3 separate regions of the Homo sapiens genome follow, and regions 1 and 3 are each linked to region 2. Evidence: chromatin contacts called from ENCODE Hi-C or POLR2A ChIA-PET data. All regions are on one chromosome and are shown on one strand. The core of a region is the stretch at or near the end of the contact, and the rest is flanking DNA. Distances in the headings are between cores, read along the strand shown.

Region 1 (4,846 bases), core at 930-3,429, 160 kb before region 2:
AAAGGTTGCTCAGCTGTATTAGTCATCAGGGAAATGCAAATTCAAACCACACTGTGATACCACTACATACCTGCCAGAATGGCTAACATGAAAAAGATAGAAAATATCTATGGTTGGCAAAAATGTGAAGCAACCAGAACTCTCATACATTGCTGGAGGGAGTGTAAATGGGTACAGCCACCTGGGAACATTATTTGGCATAAGGTACTAAAGCTGAACATACTCATACCCATGCTTCCCCAGCAATGGATATACATGTACTCCAAAAATACACACTAGCATGTCATTGCAATAGTCAGAATAGTTCCGAATTATAAATAACAACTCGAATATCCAAAAATGCATCACAGTAGAATGGATAAATCGAGGAATATCCATAGAGTGGAATACTCTATAGCAAGAAGAGTGAATAAACTGCAGCTCTAAGTAACAACTTGGATGAATCATCTCACAAACACAACAAGAGGATATATACTGCCTGATTCCATTTACATCATATAAAGTTTGAAAACAGGAGAAATGACTGTACACCATTAGAAGCCAGAATGGACATTAGCCTTTGGAGCCAGGTAGTAAGTGGAAGGGGTACCAGGGGTTGCTGGTGATGTTCTGTTTCATGATTTGGATGCTGGTTACTCGGGGTAAATTCATTTTGTGAAAATTCACTGAGCTTTACACTTATGGTTTGTGCTTTTTTTTTTTTTTTTGCATGTATGTCATCCTTCAACAAACACTTAAAAAATGTTTGAAAACCCCATCAATTCAGTCAGACTCTTTGGGTGGGAGCAAGATCCAGGCATCAGTATTTTTTAATATCCCAGATGATGGTAATATGCAGCCAGGATTTAAAGTCACTGGTTTAATATCTTGGGAAAAGCAGATCCACTCAAGACCTCACAGGGTCCTGACAAAGGCCACTTCCAGCTCAGTGGAGTGAGACACTGGGGTGGGAAGATGTCCATTTTTTGGATGTGGGTCAGTCTCTTGCACAGGCAGAGGTATTGCAGCATGCTGTTGTAATGTGTATCTTCCTTGGCAGTGTCTGTTGAAAGCTGGTTGCATCAGTTTGTAATGGGGTGTAATGGCAACAAGGTGGGCCCAGCCCCCCCCAGGAAGTGGATCACTGAGCACAGCTTCTACAGGGCCATTTGTAGAGAGGTGGCAGCTGGGCTTCCCAGGGGCTGCCACCCAGGGCAGAGCCAGTGCTGAGGCTCTGACAACCTCGGCAGGGTGGGGAGAAGGCCAGACTCAGGGTGTTTATGTTTGTGGGTAATGACAGTCAGCTCTGGGCTCCAGATGATGCTTACTCCCTGGCCTCTGTGTTCAGATTAGGAACTTGCAACATCTTGCTGAGGACCATGTCAGGCTCAGCTCTAAGTGCTGTGGCTGAGAATTTTCCTTCCTCTCTGTGTGGTTAGTGGCAGCCTCCCTAGCAATGGCTGACCTCTAGCATACTCTGTCAAACTACAGGCAGCTGGGACAAGACAGGACATGGGGCTCACAGACAGGTATTCCACAACCTGGGCCCTGTCAACCCTCCCAGAAATGCATGGGCCATGAACCTCCTGCTGTGGGAGGGGCAGTGCAGAGAAGTCTCAATAAGCTTCTCTTGGCCCTCTGGGATCTCCACCATCCACAGTGTGTAGGGCTGAGCTGCAGGCTGGGTCTTCAGGTGGTGTCCCTGCACATCTGCTTTGCAGCGTGGCGTCTATAGAGCAAGAGTGAACAGGAAGGGGCCTCGGGCCTCCTGTAGCTCTGCTGGGCAGGGACGCTGCGGGGCCTCAGCTGGGCTTCCTTGGCTAAAGGGCACAGAGTGGCGTAGGCTGCAAGAGGACAAGCTAAGCTGATGAAGGCTCTATCACTCAAGGGTAGCCATGTAAAAAAAAATCCCTACAGGTAAAAGAAGCATGAATAAGACAGGCGGGGCATAACAGTGTCTCCCCACTGAAGCTGCAACTCTCTGCTTCACTGGCTTCAGCCTCCTCTCTGTGAAATGGGGGCAATGTCCCCTAGGCCTTTTCCTCCTGTCCAGTAGGGCTGAGGGTCTACAGGCCAGAGGGAGGCCTGGGCTCTGAGGCCTGTGCCTGTGTGGCCTCTGGCTGGGACCTCAGCCCCCATGTGCCACGTCACCTCCCTTGTCTGTGAAATACCACAACAGCAGCTCTTGCCAGCCAGTGACACTACCCCTTCCTGTTGTCTTCTTTACAAAGCATTTATGAAATGCTTCCTTTTCATGCTTCAGGAAACCGGTGGCCAGGAGGAGTTCTTGATTTCATTTTCTTCCCTAGAGATATGTGTGCTTCGAAATACACAAATTAAACAAAAACGAGGGCTGACTGGGACCAGGAGAGTGAGTGATCCTGGCTTCCCTTGATTTACATGCTTATTTTCCTTCTCAAATCACTCCAGTAAGTACAGAAGTCACTAATCTATTGCCCTCTATTATCTGCATTATAGTTAAAAACATCGACATGAACAAACAAAAGCCCTTGCGTAGCCTAGAGAAGTCACAAAGCTCACACCCAGACTCTCGCCTAAGAGAGTCTCTCAGGGCTCACTCAGGGACTATTTATTCTTGTTTTATTTTTTTAAATGTTGATACCCTCTCTGCTTGAGTATCCTTGTTTTAGATGCAAATCAGAAAAGGTTGCTGTATTGATCACAGTCCCAGCAGGAAACAGATGCACACTCCACTGGTAACAGGAGAGACTGAGGAAAGGACCGTTTCCAAGGGTGAGCAAGATGAAGAGAAACCCTCAAGGAAAGGTGAAGCATCCTGCAGCCAGCAACAGTGGGAGCTGTGACCACCAATCCCCAGGGAGGAGGTGGGAGGGCTCCTGGAACCCAGAGAGACCAGTAGGAGGGGACTGCCGGCAGGAGCTGTGGTTTTAGGGTGAAAAACACAGGCACTATTGACCTGAGACCTGGCAAGGGAGGGAGCTGGGGGGATAAAGCACCTCCCATTTCCCCTCCCAGCCTCCAACCTCTGGTCAGGGGAGGGGTCTTCAATTGGCCAAACCCAACTGGAAGCTTGGGGACCTGGAGCCTGGCTGATGGAATCCACAAAGGTCAAATCCTGGGAGGAGTGGGAAAGAGCAGAAAATCAACTGGAGCAGGGATGTGTGGGGGGGTGGCAAACAAACAATGCCCGGCAGAGTCACCGGGGCTGGCCATTTGAAAAGAGTACATCAGAAGCTAACGTGCTGTAATGTGGCACTCTCACCACAAATACATAGGATGAAAGGCAGCCAGGGACAGAGGCGGCCACGAAGAAAGGTTTAAAGAATCCCAGCAAAATGACTGGGGTCCTCATTATGGAAGAACAAATAGCTTTACTTAATAATTCCAAGGTAATAGCTTAATAGCTTAATAATTCCAAGGTAAACAAGTATTTTCATAAGGAGGACTCTGAATGATCAACAGAAGGTTAAATGTCACTGTACTGCTTCACAGAGCTGTTACAGGGCAGGGAAGACTATAACACAATGTAGAGATAGATCCATACAAGAGAGGTACAACAGGGTTTCCAGTTCAACACATCAGTTATTTACACTCCTAGTTTCCTTTCTCTCCTGAAGCACCACTAAAATGCTAGTCTAGAAATCAAATGGGGCCAGGTGCAGTGGCTCACGCCTATAATTCCAGCACTTTGGTAGGCCAAGGCAGGAGGATCATTAGAGTCCAGAAGTTCAAGACCAGCCTGGGCAACATAGCAAGACCCTGTCTTAAAAAAAAAATTGGCTGGGTGTGGTGGTGTGTACCTGGAGTCTCAGCTACTCAGGAGGCTGAGGTGGGAGGATCACTTGAGCCCAGGAGTTTGAGGCTGCAGTGAGCTATGGTCACACCACTGTACTCCAGTCTGGGCGATGAAGTGATACCCTGTCTCTTAAAAAAATCAAATGGGGCCAGGCGCGGTGGCTCATGCCTGTAATCCCAGCACTTTAGGAGGATGAGGAGGGTGGATTACTTGAGATCAGAAGTTCGAGACCAGCTTGGCCAACATGGTGAAACCCCGACTCTACTAAAAATACGAAAAGTAGTCAGGCATGGTGGCACATGCCTGTAGTCCCAGGTACTCGGGAGGCTGAGATATGAGAATTGCTTGAACCCAGGAGGCAGAGGTTGCAATGAGCCAAGATTGTGCCACTGCACTCCAGCTTGGGTGACAAGGCGAGACTCTGTCTCAAACAACCAACCAACCAAATGGTATTAACTCTCAAAGGCAAAGAGAATGGTAAAGGAGACATGAGTGGCTGAAAGAGTTCCCCAAACTACAGGAAGCTGGGAGGCAGGTGGAGGAATAATGACTGACATGGAGGAAGCTAGGCTCTGAAGGGCTTGCAGAGGGGCACACTGACAGGAGGCAAGCCACTTTACCCCTGGAACCCTGCAGGAGGAGCTCAGACTTGGGGAGTCCAGGTGTTGTGGCTGGTGGGGCTGAGGTACAGCAGCCTGTGGGGGTAATGAATGGAGGAAACTGGTTGAAATCCTCCCCAGGTCTCACCTCCACACCCTGCCCCACACAGCTGGAGACAAAGACACTGAACAGGAGAGAGACAGGCAGGAGGGAGGGCAGATGAATACAGGGATGAAAACAGGGAGGTGAGGGAAAAGTCTGAAGAATGAAGCGTGGGACTCAATGTCCCACCCACTTACCTTGCCCTGCCCCACCCCAGGTATATATCACTCTGGATGAGGGTATGGTGAATTTAAAAGATGGTTGCAAATTCTTTGACATTTCTCCAATGGAGAGGTGGGTCTGTGTCTCCTTCCTTGAACCTGTGTGGATTTCTGACTACAGTGGAAATGAGCTATGTGACTTCCAAGGCTGGGACATACACAGCCA
Region 2 (4,265 bases), core at 1,766-4,265:
CCTGCTTACCCTGGTACTTGCTTCCTTCCCTCCTCCTCCCAACCACCAGAGCCCAGTTTTTTGTTGTTGTTGTTGTTTGTTTGTTTGTTTTGAGACACAGTCTGGCTCTGTCACCCAGGCTGGAGTGCTGTGGTGTGATCTCAGCTCACTGCAACCTCCGCCTCCCAGGTTGAAGTGATTCTCCTGCCTTAGCCTCCCGAGTAGCTGGGACTACAGGGGTGCACCACCACTCCCAGCTAATTTTTGTATTTTTAGTAGAGACGGGGTTTCACCATGTTGGCCAGGCTGGTCTCAAACTCCTGACCTCAAGTAATCTGCCCGCCTCAGCCTCTCAAAGTACTGGGATTACAGGCGTGAGCCACTGTGCCCAGCCCCTAGTTGCTTTTTATTTTACTTCCACCACTCAAAAAGGAAGCCAGGAAGGGAAAAGCTGCCAAAAAAAGCAAATCCTGGTGCATGTGTGTGAATGTGTGATGATGTACATCCTTAGAGGTCCCTGTGAACAGCGTACAACATGAGTAGCTATGGACTTGGAGGCCAGCAGCTACTCACCCCTCACGCCCTACAGTGAACAAAACCAGCGAGCAATGGAAAAGCAGACAGGTCAGCCCAGCTGCCAGGGAAGGCTGCCACTCATGGGTCCAGCCTCCATAACAGGCACTGATAACACTTCCAGGAATCGACGCGGGATGAGCTGGCCCCCAGTCTCAGCTGCTCCCAGGCCATGCTGTGGGCAGGGAGTGGGCAAGCACTAGAGCCCCTGCTAGGGAAGCAAATCCAGAGAAGCATGGCCACCTTAGGGCCCAGGGTAGGTATGGTGCCAATGCTGGGGGATCCAAAGGCAGTCCCTGGGCTGAGCCCACTTCCCACAGGTGCCACAGATTCGACAACCACCACGCCTGGCTGGCCACCATTCTCTTGCAGAGGAGAGTTTCAAAACTTCCTCACTGGTCTTCTTGTTTATCATAGCAGCTAGAGTGAGCTCTTTCCAAAAGCACGAACCTGGCCTTAGAATGCTTACTATTTTCTCACTGTCCTCCGAATAAAGTCAGCTCCTCAGTATACATAGAAGGCCACTATGAACTAGCCCTTGTGGCCATTTCTAGTCTCATTTGTCATATCTGTCATCCCTTGAGTTCCAGCCACTCCGATATATGAGAATTCCATTACCTGAATTTCCCATACTCTTGCCTAGACAGGTCTTGCTCACATTTTCAGAATCAGCTAAAATCATATCACCCCTTCTTGGAGTATTTCCTCCACCTATTGTCCCACAGAGAGGGTGATTTATTTATCCCAGGTCACATAGCAAGCAAGGCAGGACTTGAATTTGGGTTCCAGAACCCTATTGCTAACCAGGGTTAATGTTAGCCTTCTCAGTAACACAGCCAGTGTGCCCCATGGGCATCTGAGGGTAGGCTCCACACACCAGATGTCCACACCTTAGTGCTCAGCACAAGGCCAGACACAATGTCTGATGACCGCTATACCGTGCTGAGGGAAAGGGATAAGGGACTAGCAGAGGCCACTCAGGTTTTTCTTGGGAGGAGCATGAGGCAGAGGAGGGACTAGCAGCAGGGAAATCCTACCTGCCTGACCAATAGCAGGCAACAGCTCCATGAGGATGCTCTCCTCAGAAGAAAGGTGTATCCTGACCCAGGTCCTTACCAGATGTGAAGCAGCAAAAGCGGGAGAAGTGTGTGTGCATCCTCATTCCTGGAACTTAGAAAACCTGCCACTAACCACGCAGGGTGCTGAGGGGCTACAGCCCCTGCCTGCCAACTCACCCTGTGCTCAGAGAGGTCCCTGAGGGCCAGGGCTTCCAGCTGGGGTTTCGCCTTCTGTGCTTCCTTGCACCCAATGAGCCTCAGGAGGCCATCTGCTGTCTTAGAGAAACTGGGGCCTCAGGAAAGGACCCCAAACCTCACAAGTATATGGTACGGCAGTACACCTCCTGATGCCTCCAGAAGTCTGTGGCCAGGGAACAGACAAGATTTGGCCCCGCCCTGCCCAGTAACAAGGTCCCTCACACCCCTCCTCCCATGCCTGGCAGGAAGGTGACTCAGGCAGTGCGTCTGGGTAGCCTGGGGCTGCGCTTCCCCCAACGCAACATCTAGGTTCTTAGGAAACTTCATTTGTTGTGAAAATCGGAAATGAAAAGACAGTTGGTGACAAACTCCTTTCTCCATCACCTCCTTATTGGACAGAAACGACCCAGGAATGCGCCTCGCGTGAGTCCTATTCTTTCTTGGGGTGCACACCCGCTGCTGGAAGTATGAACAGCAGGTTTGAGGGGGAGGGGAGCGCTGACCCGGGCACTGCGCAGGGAGTCTCAAGGGGGGCTGACGCAGAGGGAGGGTCAGGCACTCCCGGGTCAACGGTCTCGGCCTGGCACCCACCTCGGTCACGACGGTGGACAGGTAGACGTCCTGGCTGAACTCCCAGCCATCCAGGCAGCTCTCCTGCTCCAGCTGCCCCAGGTCCACGTCGCGCCCCGGCTCCAGCCCGAGCGCCGAGAAGTTGGCGATGGTGGCGAGCCGGTAGCGGCTGCAGCTGTGGGGCACCTCGCGGCCGTCCCGCAGCCGCAGCGGGACACTGTTGTTGCGCCAGGCGCTGCTCAGGTTCGCGGCGTCCGGCACTCGACAGCGGTGCTCCGGGGTCCCCGCCAGGAACACGACTGACATACCATTGAAGCCATTGGGGATGATGCTGGCGCTGAGCAGGAAGAAGATGAGGCGCTGGAAGGGCCCCCACTCGCCCAGGAAGGCGATCACCTCGTCGTAGTCCCGCATGCTTCCCACTGCCGCTCCGAAACTTGCAACTACGGGTGATGACAGCGTTCTCAGGACAGTGTCTTGTAGCTGGGGCGCTCCCCAAGGATGTTAGAACGTTCCCGGGGGACAGGCAGGCTGTTAGAAATTGGGGCGCGAAGCCGGGGACCGTTCCTGGGAAACAGGCTGAAGGCGTTGGAGCGTTCCCGGGAGCTCGCGCTGAGCTTGATGCCACTGTACACTTGGGACCACACCCCCATCCCCGGCCGGGCGCGGGGAAGGGGAGGGCGGCCCAGCCCGGGAGGCTGGGCTCCCGGCTGTCTCCGCCCTGTGCTTCGCGCGCCCGCCCGCCCCCAAGGACCTGACGGGGGCTTCCAGGCTGGGCTCAGCCATTCCGCCCGCGTGCCGGGGAAGAAGCTCGTTCTCGGTTGTCCCCAGCCACCCCCGAGCGCTGATTCCCAGACCTGGGCCCCACGTGGGAGGGCGGGCGCAAGGGAGGAGCCGAGGCCAGAGAGCGAGTTCTCGGAGGGGTCGGCCCTCGATCTGCTCGGGCCGCGTGGCCCCGGGCCCAGACCCCAGCAGGGTTCCCTCCGCGGTCTCCTCCAATCTGGAGGCTGAGCTTAGGCTGCCACGCGTGGGGCGCGGAGGGGCGAGTCAGTGGAGTCGGTTCCCGGGAAACTTCTGGGGGCGGCAGAGCGACAGGAGCGCGCCCTCTCCTGTGGCGCCTCGCGCAGGCGGCTGGCACACGCCGACAGGGAGCTCATTTCCCAACAGTCCTAGCAGAGCTGAATTCGGTCACCCCTGGCGGCGCCCGGACAGCGTCCTCAGGACAGCCAGGACCCTCATCTTGCACAGGGAAAACAGGCCCACAGCCTGGAAGGGATGAGCAAGGTCACACTACGTCAGAGATGGGCCCGGATCGGAGGGAGGGGCGGGGGCAGGAGACAACCGAGTGCCCGGGAGGCGAGTTTCCTCCCCCGCACGCCGGCGTAATGGCTGAGCCCAGCCTGGAAGCCCCCGCCGGGTCCATGGGCGGGCGGGCGCCAGGACATGGAGCCTGCGCATTGCGGGAGCACAGTCATGGAGGCACTGTCGTCACGCTGGGTTCTGATTTTGAGCCCCTTGCTCTCCTCACGCCCCCAGGGCCCTTTATCGCGGCAGGCTGTCAGAGCTTTCTCCGACTGGAAGGCTTTCTGTTAGCAGAAGGGCCTGCCCCCAGTCCAGGAACAGAGGGAGGGAGGGAGAGAGAAGTAGGAGATCCGATTTGGCGCTCAGACCCGGCAGGGTAACCAAAGCAGGGACCACAGCCTCCCTTTTTTTGGCTCAGTGCCCAGACCTAAGGCCCTTCTGCTGTTGTGTGAGCTAGCCCGGGCCTGGAGCCTGAGCCCTGGGGTTCACGAGGCAGATAAAATTGACAGGGTGAAGAGCTCACCTCTTTGGAGATTTTGCACGAGTGTGTTTGTTTCCCCAGGCTCCGATTAAGAGGCGGAGGGA
Region 3 (4,509 bases), core at 1,659-4,158, 190 kb after region 2:
AGAGTCTCACTCTGTCACCCAGGCTGTAGAGCAGTGGTGCAATCTTGGCTCGTTGAAACCTCCACCTCCCAGGTTCAAGCAATTCTTGTGCCTCAGCCTCTGGAGTAGCTGAGATTACAGGCACACACTCCCATGCCCGGATAATTTTTTTTTTTTTTTTTTTTTTTAAGTAGAGATGGGGTTTCACCATGTTGGCCAGGCTGATCTCGAACTCCTGATCTCAAGTGATCTGCCTGTCTCCCAAAGTGCTGGGATTACAAGCATGAGCCACTGCGCCTGGCCGGTTTCTGGTATAATTCTTGATCTTATTAAGGATGCTTCCTAGTAGTCCTAGTAGACAAAGAATTTTTCTCATAAACGGATGTTTCTGTTGAGATGATCATCTTTAGATTAACCAATTATTGTGGAGAAGTACATTGGTAGATTTTCCATAATCAAATTTGCATTCCTGGGAATGACCCTGCTTGATCATGATCTGTTATTCTTTTAATTCAATTTGGTAATGTCTTATTCCTACTGAGTTCTACCTCAGTAAAAATTTTCACCAAAACTGTGCCTAGCCTCCAGGCTGGGTGGCATGTTCCTTCTCTATGCACCGAGAGCACCATGTCTGTCTTTTTCTAATACCTCTCTAGTTTTGTACTTACAATCTGGTATTATAATTACATGTCTCCCTCAGTGGAATATGCCATTGTTGAGAGACAGACTTTTGTCTTCTTCCTAATTGTATCCTCAGTGCCCAGATAAGGCCTGATTTAAAGCAGGCCTTTGGAAAATATGTCTAGTCTGTGCGAAAATGCTTACCATTCCCCTGACAGGGACAAGTGCCAAGTCCCCATACTAGTTTAGCTTTGTGGGCAGAGCCCTGGCCTTGTTGGTCCAGCTTATCATGCAGACAAGAGCCATGTCAATACTGGTGGACCCCGCTTGCTGTGGGAGCTGGAGAGCCAGATATGCTCACAGCTCCTTCTCAGTTACACCTAAGCTGCCTGTGGGGAGCTCAGGACTCTGCATGCGCCTCCACATCTTCAGGCCGAAGATTCTCCATCACTTCCAAGAAAGCACGCTCAAATGTGAAAGCAGATAAATCATTAGCACCCTGTGCTGGGGCTTGTTACTGTTCAACAGGGGTTCTCTTTCTGGGAACCTAAGATACTTCATGTGTACCTTAGCAGCAGCTAATGGGGGTGGATGGAAGTGGTCACCAGGCATTCCAGTCACCCAGGGATGCCTAGGTCCCTTTACCAGGAAGCAGCGAGAGAGGCATAATGGACACAACTCTGTCTTTCTTATAGAAGACACCTGTTTCAGGCCAGGCCTTTATCTTGCTGAAGCTGACCCCACTGAAGGGTCATTGTGCTTTGGTTAGAAAACCACTGCAACCAAAGCCATCCAGTGACAAAGTAGTGGGATCCCTCATACTGGAGCAGGCAGACACCTACTGTCCCAGTAGTCTCATGTCAGAAACAACACTCAACATACATTGTCTTTTGTGCCCAGCTTGGGAGCTGGTCTGTGAGGACTGAGGGATCCCAGGTACCTTGAGTTCTTGTAACCATACAGTGGATGGACACAGACACAGCACCATCCTAGGGCTGGCAGATACTCCATGCTCATCGGTGCCAGCCTGCTCATCAACAGAATCACCCACCTCCATTCTGTCACCCACCAGGTATTTACTGAGACTCTTCTACATGACATGTGCCATTGAGGGTACTGGGAGAATAGCAGCAGACCTATAATACAAAAGCCCCTGCCCTTGAGGGGGGCTACCTGGTTTCCAGGTGCACCCCCAGTTTATCTCATGGTTTAGGTGGCACTATTTATGACTCACCAAGTTTGTGACAGATGATCAGTGTCTTCCTTCTGTGGCTGCAGTTTATCTGTGCACAGATGCTGGCATCCTTCAATCCAGGTCTCAGGTTTGGGTCAGGGCTTAGCTTGAGGCAGTAGGAAGAACAGAGCTCTCTGGATGGTTTAGGCAAGCTTGTCCAACCCATGACTCACAGGCTGTATACTACCCATGACAGCTTTGAATGTGACCCAACATAAATTGGTAAACTTTCCTAAAACATTATGAGATTTTTTGCTTTCTTTTTTTTTTTTTTTTTTTTTTTTTTGCTCATCAGCTATTGTTAGTGTTAGTGAATTTTATGTGTGGCCCAAGACAATTCTTCTTCCAAAGTGGCCCAGGGAAACCAAAAGATTGGACATCTCTGGTTTAGAGATTCAGTTGGTTTCTTCAACTTCAGTTCTTGGTGTACAGGGATGGCCTCTGACTTGCTCCACATCCTCAATCCGGCCACCACCTGGTTTTCTGCACACAGGAAACACTTGGCAATGTTGGCTGAAACAATGAGTGAGAGCCAAGTGCCAAGTGCTGGGCTAACCTCGCTCACAGCCAATTAGGCATAAAGTAACCAGGGCTGTAAGAGAAGTGGAAACAGAGATGCAGATGCTCCAAGGAGGCCAGACACTTGCCCTCCTCTCTTGGTGAGTCCTGTGCTCAGAAGGGGCACAACGGAGACGTGCTTGGGCTGTCCATACGGCAGTCTCTCTGCGGCAGTGGAGAAAGCTCTGGTCTGTGTGTATAGTGTGCATGCAGGGGAGTGTGCATATGTGTGTATATTTGCCTACATGCACATGCATGTTCACATTGGCTCTGGTCCCCACAACAACACCATTATAGGGCCCTGCTTAGCCATCCTTTCTGCAGTGGGTGGGGGGGGTGGGGAAAGGGGTTCCTGACTGCTGTGTCACTTTTGGATAGTCACTGTTTTTTGTGTGCAGCACTCCTACCTCACCTACCCCACCCCTAGAGGCAGGCAGGGTGATGACTGAAGCATCAGGCCTGTGGTTTCTGTAACAGGAAGTGATTTAGATGCTGAAAGCTAATTTTAGATGAAATGATATGGGGTTTTTAAAGAATCTTTCAGGGTTGGTTTCAGGCTCAAGGCTTAGCCCCCTGCTCCTCTTGCCTACAGGGGACAGGCAGTTTCCCATTGTCCTTGTCACTGTCTTGCTGGGTGAACTCATGCCTAGCTGGGCAGGGTTCTTAGGTAGAAAGCCAGTGCTGATTTTTCCTGGATTTCAGAATGTTTAAGTCATTGTTTTTGGCCTTGAACACCAGAGTCCTGTGACTCAGCACAGGCCTGGCTCTAGGCCAAGCAGACACAGGACCTCTTATCCCTGGAAGGGGACTGCCTGGAGGCTCCCAAGGATCTTGTTAGGACAGAGATGTCCACCCTCACCCAGGCTGAGGCCTGGGCCAGAGGTCAGATGAGGCTTCTGGGCCAAAAAAAGTATCATCTTGGGTGGCAGACACTTAGGTGGGGCCTCTTCTCCCAGTTAGCCCTGTCCTGAGCCTCTTAGCAGGGGCGGCTTTCTGACCCAGGTGCCACACTAAGGATCCCATCCTGATTGAGCCCTGTAGATTGGGACTCCTGATAGCAGCAGACACAAAAGAAACTGAGGAGTAGGCACAGAACTCTGAGAGTCCTGTCCTCCTGGTGTCGGGGTCCCACTGGTTGGGGACCTTGGAGCCTCGTGGTTTCTGTCTCTGCCAAGGCCTGAGCACAGGAAATAGAAGGTTGGGCCTCCCTGGTCACCTCTGCAAGGGTCTTCAAAGCCCATTTTAATCTGTTGTCCCATTCCCTAGGTCTTCCACAGCACCCCATACCAGAGAATGCTGCTCCCATTATCAGAGAAGCAGCCAAATATCAGCATGCTAAGAGAGATGTCCCAGGGTTACATAGCTTCACTCAGGCAGCATTGGAGCCAGCCAGGCCAGGAGCTTACCCTGTCCCATACTACCGATGGGATGCCCAGCATTCAGGGAAAAGAGCTCACTCTGCATATCTCATCTAGACAGCAGCCAGCCTCATGAACCCCTACCACAAACCTGGGACCTCTGGAAAGCCAAGTATAAGTCTCTGCCAGTTCTTAGTCCACCCTTGTTCTGCTTTGTGGTGAGGTATAGCTTGGGAGATGAGGCGAGGCCTATAGGTCTTGGTTGGTACACAAGAAGAAACACTTCTGCCTAGAGAGGCTGTCGACAGACATTTCCAGGGACACACAGCAGACAGCCTTCATGGCCTTCATGACCAGTCGGTCCCTTGTGGAAGACAAGTAGGACAGGACAGATGATTAGCCCAGAGCCAAAACTGAGCTCAAACCGCAGAAGAGGAGAGCATTCTCACAAAAGCTCCAGTGTTTGCAGCACAATGACGGAGGTAGATGGTGTGAGCTAAGCCCTGTTTTGAGAGTTCCATAGAAGGTGTCTTTGACCTATTTTCAAGGGCTGTGGTGGTAGGAGGAATTTTTGGCCACATCATAAAGAGTTTTGTGGCCACCTCTGATATACCTAGCTCAGGAAGTTGTAATTTTCCATGATTAGGTTATTAGTCACCAAAGTGATTGCTGCCCCCAGACCCTGGCCCCTGTGCTGCAGGAGGCTGACAGAGATGCCCCTCCAGCACTGCAGCCCTGCCTCCCCAGCTGCAGGCCAGA

What was found. A loop is a pair of places that touch in the nucleus more often than their neighbours do. ChIA-PET counts read pairs that join two places held with the same protein, here RNA polymerase II (POLR2A). Pooled maps may share reads with other maps.
Region 1: a pooled map shows a loop between it and region 2 (4-fold over the local background). The contact joins the enhancer-like site here to the promoter of SLC22A4 in region 2. A Hi-C loop is called at or near these places in 7 of 50 pooled maps. POLR2A ChIA-PET finds 5 or more read pairs at or near these places in 2 of 52 experiments (HEK293T and WTC11).
Region 3: a pooled map shows a loop between it and region 2 (10-fold over the local background). The contact joins the enhancer-like site here to the promoter of SLC22A4 in region 2. A Hi-C loop is called at or near these places in 9 of 50 pooled maps. POLR2A ChIA-PET finds 5 or more read pairs at or near these places in 3 of 52 experiments (PC-3, activated CD4-positive, alpha-beta T cell and activated naive CD4-positive, alpha-beta T cell).

What each region holds. Positions count from the first base shown.
Region 1 is chr5:132,453,989-132,458,834 of GRCh38, reverse strand. All of the region lies in intron 3 of CARINH (colitis associated IRF1 antisense regulator of intestinal homeostasis), which reads right to left. Among named protein-coding and RNA genes, the nearest start is that of LINC02863, 30 kb to the right of the region's middle. RefSeq lists enhancers at 925-1,154, 1,082-1,751, 1,752-2,422 and a silencer at 2,701-2,893. Within about 2 kb of position 2,179, at least 30 of the 41 ENCODE cell types and tissues checked have a DNase peak (open chromatin) inside an H3K27ac peak, as active enhancers do.
Region 2 is chr5:132,293,144-132,297,408 of GRCh38, reverse strand. SLC22A4 (solute carrier family 22 member 4) reads right to left here and starts at 3,015. Exons shown (of 10, transcript NM_003059.3): 1 at 2,400-3,015. The coding sequence starts at 2,792. RefSeq lists silencers at 2,848-2,897, 2,968-3,327 and enhancers at 3,558-3,607, 3,424-4,042.
Region 3 is chr5:132,102,155-132,106,663 of GRCh38, reverse strand. No RefSeq gene overlaps it. Among named protein-coding and RNA genes, the nearest start is that of CSF2, 31 kb to the right of the region's middle. RefSeq lists enhancers at 2,816-3,195, 2,974-3,268. Within about 2 kb of position 2,908, at least 30 of the 41 ENCODE cell types and tissues checked have a DNase peak (open chromatin) inside an H3K27ac peak, as active enhancers do; they include PC-3, where a contact is called at or near this core.